2 separate regions of the Homo sapiens genome follow, and region 2 is linked to region 1. The links are chromatin contacts, found by Hi-C in ENCODE. All regions are on one chromosome and are shown on one strand. Each heading gives the region's core, a stretch centred on a gene start or an enhancer-like site at or near the end of the contact. The rest is flanking DNA. Distances are from core to core; before and after follow the strand shown. Region 1 holds the start of POLR2L (RNA polymerase II, I and III subunit L). Region 2 holds the start of CTSD (cathepsin D).

What was found. A loop is a pair of places that touch in the nucleus more often than their neighbours do. Pooled maps may share reads with other maps.
Region 2: a map of ascending aorta shows a loop between it and region 1 (4-fold over the local background). The contact joins the promoter of CTSD here to the promoter of POLR2L in region 1. A Hi-C loop is called at or near these places in 1 of 168 maps with a recorded cell type or tissue (ascending aorta) and 11 of 50 pooled maps.

Annotation. Positions count from the first base shown.
Region 1 is chr11:840,208-843,787 of GRCh38, reverse strand. It overlaps POLR2L (RNA polymerase II, I and III subunit L), which reads left to right and starts at 1,259. Exons shown (of 2, transcript NM_021128.5): 1 at 1,259-1,374; 2 at 3,308-3,580. The coding sequence starts at 1,280. The coding sequence ends at 3,416. TSPAN4 (tetraspanin 4) reads right to left here and starts at 936. Exons shown (of 9, transcript NM_003271.5): 1 at 873-936. RefSeq lists silencers at 264-432, 418-647, 668-757, 868-1,497 and enhancers at 766-1,509, 1,510-2,255, 2,256-3,000.
Region 2 is chr11:1,762,677-1,766,256 of GRCh38, reverse strand. CTSD (cathepsin D) reads left to right here and starts at 2,330. Exons shown (of 9, transcript NM_001909.5): 1 at 2,330-2,465. The coding sequence starts at 2,398. RefSeq lists silencers at 1,951-2,420, 2,671-2,760.

The sequences.
Region 1 (3,580 bases), core at 10-2,509:
ACCAGCCCAGAGCCCCCCATGGGTGCCGCTTTGCGGCCCACCCACCCCCACAGCCCACCTCGCACCTCCAAGGAGCCTTCTTTGCCTCTCACTGCACACCGACCCCCCATTTCCTCACCCCCACCCCAGGGGCACAGCAAGAAGGGTGCTGGTGCCAGCCCCCCCGCACTCCATCCGAGAGACACGGGCTCCTCGTCCCTCGTCGTCCGTAGGCCCTGAGCTCCAGGGCAAGCCAGAGCTGAGGCCTTCAGGGGGTCCTGCCAGTGCAGCCTCCGGGAGTCTGCCCAGGGATCCCCTGTGCCGGGGTCTTCCAGGTTCAGCTCAAAAAGCACCTCTTCCACGACTCCCTCCCCGACCTCCCTCCCGGGTCCCCTCTCCCCGTGCTCAGAGGCGCGTCTGAGCGTCGGGAGCTCGGGACGGCGAGCAGCCAGCAGAGCCGGGACCCGGGAGGGCGCACCCCGACCCCATTCCCGGGAAAGAGCGGAAAGAACGCGGACAGGAGCCCGGGGCGGGGAGCTGCCGGCGGGGGCTGTAATTGCGCAGCTGAGGCCAGGGCGGCGCCCCTAGGGGCTGGGCCGCGTCCAGAATGGGACCCCCGAACTCAGCGCCGAGAGCCCCGGACACCCCGCGGGCAGAGGCCGAGGCGGAGGAACCCACTACTCGGCGCGGCCAGGAGGGGCGGCAGGAAGACCCGCCCCGGCCCCCGCCCGCCCTCTCCCCGAGCCCCCGCGCCGGACCCCACTTGTTGCTGCGTGTCGGCTCTGGGCTCGAACTCGCGCGCCCCGCTCGCGTCCGGCTCCAGCCGCTCCCGGTCGGACACCTCCGGCCACGGGACCCTGGCCGCACGCCCCCACAACCCCCAGGCGCAGTACCTGCGCCGCCGCCTCCCGCTCGCGCCGCCCGCTCCCGCCGCGCAGCTGTCAGTCAAGCGGACACGAGAAACGCGAACCGCCGCCGCAGCTTTACGGCCCTGCTCAGACGCCGTAGCGCCGGGATGCACCAAGACGGTGGGCGGGGGTGTGCGGTCTGCTGCTGCCGCGGCCGCGCGGGCCCGGGAGCCCCGGGACGCACAGGCCCAGGAGCCCCGGGACGCACGGGAAGCCCCTATCGCGGCGGAAACTGCGGCCAGCGGTGGCGGGGCCGGTGGAGGGACGGCCGGAACAGCGGAGAACGAGCGGAGCCGATTCTCCCGCAACAGTGGACGCGCCCGGGGCGGGGCCTGGGGGGGTTCTTCGCGTGCGGCCGGGCCGGGCCGGGCAGTCTGGGACGCGCCGCCGCCATGATCATCCCTGTACGCTGCTTCACTTGTGGCAAGATCGTCGGCAACAAGTGGGAGGCTTACCTGGGGCTGCTGCAGGCCGAGTACACCGAGGGGTGAGGCGCGGGCCGGGGCTAGGGGCTGAGTCCGCCGTGGGGCGCGGGCCGGGGCTGGGGGCTGAGTCCGCCCTGGGGTGCGCGCCGGGGCGGGAGGCGCAGCGCTGCCTGAGGCCAGCGCCCCATGAGCAGCTTCAGGCCCGGCTTCTCCAGCCCCGCTCTGTGATCTGCTTTCGGGAGAACCTTATCCCCTGAAGTCTGGGGAAGAGAACGGAGTTGGGCTTCAAACCAGTGGTGTCCTGGGGATTCTAGGTGGCCTGGCGGGTCGCAGGCGTCTTGTCACCCGCAGTAAAGCCCTTGGCCTCCGCCCTATTCCCATCTCTGCCCCCAGGCCCACCCCATGTCCTGCAAACCTCGCTGCAGGACGGGCGGGCGCGGCGGCTGACATCTGTAATCCCAGCAGTTTGGGAGGCCGAGGCGAGAGGCTTGCTTGAGCCCAGGAGGTCGAGACCAGCCTGGACAACCTGGGGAGACCCTGATCTCCAGAAATTTATTTTATTTTATTTTTCTTTTTTGAGACGGAGTCTCGCTCCGTCGCCCAGGTTGGAGTGCAGTGGCGCGATCTCGGCTCACTGCAACCCCCGCCTCCTGGGCTCCAGCAATTCTCCTGTCTCAGCCTCCCGAGTAGCTGGGACTACAGGCGTGTGCCACCACGCCCGGCTAATTTTTGTATTTTCAGTAGAGATGGGATTTCGCCATGTTGGCCAGGCTGGTCTGGAACTCCTGACCTCAGGTGATCCACCCGCCTCGACCTCCCAAAGTGCTGAGGTTACAGGCGTGAGCCACCGCGCCTGGCTCTATCTTTTTAATTCGCCGGACATGGCGGTGCACACCTGTGGTCCCAGCTACTTGGGAGGCTGAGACGAGAAAATCGCTTGAGTCTGGGAGGCAGGTGGAGGTTGCAGTGAGCCAAGATCACGCCACTGCACTCCAGCCTGGAAGAGAGAGTGAAACTCCGTCTCACGCACACACACACACAGAAAAAGAAATGCAGGGTAGACTTGCTGACCACCCTCATCAGGCTTTGTAGGGGAGGCGTCTTTCTCCTGTGCTTGTCCCTTGGTGCTGCTGTCACCACGGTGCCTGAGTCTTGGTGCCCCCGCTGGAGTCTGACCCTCGCCCACTGAGTCTTCGTCACATGTGAAGCCCTGGGCTTGTGTGCGCCAGCCTGCCATCGGCACTTGGTGCAGCTTGCTGGACAAACGAGGAAAGCGAGTGGGCTGCTAGACTGAGTGGCTGGCGGCCTGTCCAGACCCTTTCCCCGGATAGGAACGGCAGGGGCCTCCCATGTGGCCTCCCCTTTCCCAAGCTTCTGTGTCTCTGCACATTGGAGCCATCGGTGTGGGAGTTTTCTGGAGGTCTTGAGGGTGACTGGAGCTAGGTCCCAGGGAAATGAAAGCTTCTAATTGGCTTGGGAAGTGGGAGAGGTGGCTCCGTGGAGAAGCAGTCTCTCTCTGATGGAAGGAAGCAGAGGTGAGGAAAGACCCCACAGCGGCAGAGCAGGGCTTGCTCTGGCTGGGGTGGGGGTGAACCAGCTAAGGGCAGGCCCCTGGAGAGCTACCCTGCCGTGGCCAGTGCTGGATGAGGTGGCTGCACATCAGCACCTTGGTGGTCTTGGTTTTCTAAGCTCCCCGCAATTACTTCGTTTTCATTTCATTTACATTTCTTACATACGTTATACACACACACGTACAGCCAGAGTAGGTGGGAGAGGAGGCTCCTCACGCTCCACCCAGGGTTCTGGGCATTTCCAGGTTACTCCAGCCAGGATCATACTGCTAGATCTCAGCTTCTGAGCCGGGTGAATCTGTTCGCCTTGCCGGTGGCGGGGGGGGTGAGGCCAGCAGGCAGTGAGAGGCAGGTTGGATGTGGGCTCCAGGCCTTTGCAGACCGTAGAGAACTCAGTTGGCCTCTGCTCCTCCCCTCGACACAGGGATGCGCTGGATGCCCTGGGCCTGAAGCGCTACTGCTGCCGCCGGATGCTGCTGGCCCACGTGGACCTGATCGAGAAGCTGCTCAATTATGCACCCCTGGAGAAGTGACCACGCTGGAACCCACCCACCCGCTGTGCTGACCATGGGCCCTGAGCGTCCTGCCCCGAATTCACGAGGCTGAGGCATCCGGGAGCTGGCGTAATGCCTGGCCGCAGTGTGTGTGTATCCGATACCCCACTCTGGAAGGAACCATCCAGTAAAGGTCTTTCAGA
Region 2 (3,580 bases), core at 1,081-3,580, 920 kb before region 1:
TGGTGAAGTCCTGGGGCAACTGTCACCATGGCCTCTGCAGGCTCAGTGTCGGGAGACCCAGTTTCTGACCTGGATACACTGCTCACCTTTGAGGTCGGGGCCTAGAGGGACGGTGCCACGTTGGAGACAGGCCTCCAGGGACAGTGCCACGTTGAAGACGGGGTTCCAGGGACGGTGCCACGTTAGAGATGGGGTTCCAGGGACAGTGCCACGTTGAAGACGGGGTTCCAGGGACGGTGCCACGTTGGAGATGGGGTTCCAGGGATGGTGCCACATTGGAGATGGGCAAGTCTGGGCTAAGGGAGGAGGGCCCAGGGTGGCCAGGGCAGGGCCCAGTGAGGTGCTGCTCTGAGGAGGTGGAGAGTGGGCGCTTGGGCAGGGGACACTTGGAGAGTAAGGATGAGGTCCATCTGGGTACCCTGGGTATAGGGAGTGTTGTTGAAAAAAAGCCAAACACTATAAAATATTTGAAGATATTTATTCTGAGCAAATGTGAGGACTATGACCTGTGAAACCACCTCAGCAGGTCCTGAGAATATGTGAGCAAGGTGGCTGGGTAACAGCTTGGCTTTATACTTTTTTTTAAAATTTTCAGGTCTTTTCTGTAGAGACAGGGTCTCACCATGTTGCCCAGGCTGATCTCAAGCTCTTCAGCTCAAGCAATGCTCCCACCTTGGCCTCCGAGTATGCTGGGATTATAGGCAACAGTCACCATGCCCGGCCTGGTTTTACGGATTTTACAGAGACAGATGTTACAGGCCAAAACCATAAATCAACATATGTAAGATATACATTGGTTCAGCCTAGAAACAGGGTTGGCAGGGGCAGCTTCCAGGTCATAGGGGATTCAAAGATTTCCTGATTGGCAAGTGGTTGAAAGAGTTATGTTTTGCCTAAAGAGTTAAAGTGGGATTACTCACGCCTGTAATCCCAGCACTTTGGAAGGCTGAGGCAGGCAGATCACCTGAGGTCAGGAGTTCGAGACCAGCCTGGCCAACATGGTGAAACACCATCTCTACTAAAAATACAAAACATATATACACATATACATGTATATATATATACACATATACATGTATATATATACACATATACATGTATATATATACACATATACATGTATATATATACACATATACATGTATATATATACACATATACATGTATATATATACACATATATACACATATACATGTATATATACACATATATACACATATACATATATGTATATACATATATAGTGTATATATATACGTATATATATGTGTATATATACACTATATATGTGTGTGTGTGTATATATATATATACATACGTGTGTGTATATATACATATTAGCCAGGCGTGGTAGCACGCGCCTGTAATCCCAGCTACTTAGGAGGCTGAGGCAGGAGAATCGCTTGAACCCAGGAGGTAGAGGTTGCAGTGAGCCGAGATCATGCCACTGCACTCCAGCCTGGGCCACAGAGCGAGATTCTGTCTCAAAAAAAAAAAAAAAAAAAAAAGAGTTGACGTGAGTGGACAAAAGGTGCCCGACCTCCTAAGGGAAGGAGCTTCTCTAGAAAACGCGAATTTCGCCCCCTCAAGAGACAGCTGTGCAGTGCCATATCAAAACATGTGAAAGGAATGTATTTTAGGGTGGAATACTTTGCCTGCCTTCGGGCCTGCTGTCTGCCACGTGAGGCTGTGCCAGTGTGAGGCTGGAATTTGGGATCTGGAGGCTAGAGCCATCGGTGAGGCCTGAGTCTCTAAGCACAGCGCCCAGAGGGAGAGGGCGGAGCGGGTCCGACCCCCTTTGCGGCAGGGCCTGAGCTGGTTTTCCAGGTTTCTCTGGAAGCCCTGTAGAGGAGCGGAGGGTCCATTCGGTGGGCTGGGGACTTTGAATTTAACCTTGGTTTGCAAGAGGCTTCCAGAGAGGATGTCTGGGAGCGTCTCGGAGGGGGACGAGGGGGCGCCGGGAGGAGCAGGTGCAGGAGCCCACGGCGCAGCGCCCCGCGCAGGCCTGGACGCGGGGACGGCCGCGGCGGCCGGGACAGGGGTCACCCCGCGGGGCCCTCCAGGGTGGGCCGCCCCACGACCCCAGGCCAGGCCGAAACGGGAATCCTCCAGACCCCAGAAGCTGGGCCGGGCTGACCCCGCGGGCGCGAGCGGCGGGAACTGTAGGCGCGGCAGGCGCACCACCACCCCGCCCCCCGCCCGGGCGCTGTGCGCGTGCGCCGAGGTTGCCCCGCCCAGGCCAGGCCCCGCTCCGCCCCGCCCCGCGCACGCCGGCCGCGCCCACGTGACCGGTCCGGGTGCAAACACGCGGGTCAGCTGATCCGGCCCAACTGCGGCGTCATCCCGGCTATAAGCGCACGGCCTCGGCGACCCTCTCCGACCCGGCCGCCGCCGCCATGCAGCCCTCCAGCCTTCTGCCGCTCGCCCTCTGCCTGCTGGCTGCACCCGCCTCCGCGCTCGTCAGGTGAAGCCTCAGGGGCCGGGGCTCAGGGACGGGCAGGGGTCGCGGCGCCGAGGTCCCGGGGCCTGTGGTGACTTTCGCGCTCCCCTGTGGCCCCCACGAGCCCCTTGCGCCCCCCGCGCTGGAATGCACCTGTGCCGCCCTGCGCGGCCTCCTGCACGGACCACCCGCCTACGGGGCGCCGGGCTCCGGAGGTGCAGGGGACCCGGGGCAGAGGCGCCAGATGCCTCTCCCCCATATGCCACCCTGGGTTGTACCTTGAGGACTGCAGACTGACCGCAGCCTCCCTGGAGACGGGGCGGGGCGGGGGGAGGTAGTGCTCATTCGGGGCAGGTGGAATTGGGGTCTGTACTGAGCGCCCTTGTTGCTGGAGACCTAGGTCAGGCCTCAGAGCCCCCGAGTCTGGGCGAGTCCATTTCCTTAGGGACCCCTTTACCACCTGTGAACTGGGGGCTTTAAAAGTTTGCTCCAGCGGCTCTTATCACAGGCCCTGGGCTGGGAGACCCCTCGAGACCCTAGGAGTTCCCATGTCCCTGAGAGAGGAGGAGGCATGGGGAGTGGGTCGGCTCACCCACCCCGGGCCTGGGGTTGTGCTGTAGTGAGGCCCACACGCTCCTCAGGCCGATCCCCTGTGCCAGGTGAGGCCACCGATTGGGCCTGGATGGGATGGGGCCCGGCCATGCCTGACCAGCTGGGCAGAGGAGGGCCATGCTGCAGTCTGCTTTCTTGACCCCCTCCCCAGCCCTTGCAAGGCAGCCCGCATTCCCAGGAGGGGTATGCTGACCCATCCCATTGGGCACCTGCCCCACCCTTGCTCTGGGCCTTTGTGGGAGACCTGGGATCTGCGATGGGTCCACTGCCTTTTGGCAGGTGGGTGAGGTCAGAAGGCTGCAGGGGCTGGAGCTGGCTGGGCCAGCTGGGTAGGACTGAGCCTCACCAAAGGCTGTGGGGAATGGCCCGGGGGCGGGTAGCCCCAATTAAAGTCGTTGTGGGGGAGTAGCCACAAGCCTGAGCCTGCCTTGACCTTGCCAGCCTATCCACAGGCCTCCCCTCTCCAAGGAGGACAGACACAGCAGAGGGGAAACGATCCTGGGGCTTCTTGGAGGGAAGGGTAGCTG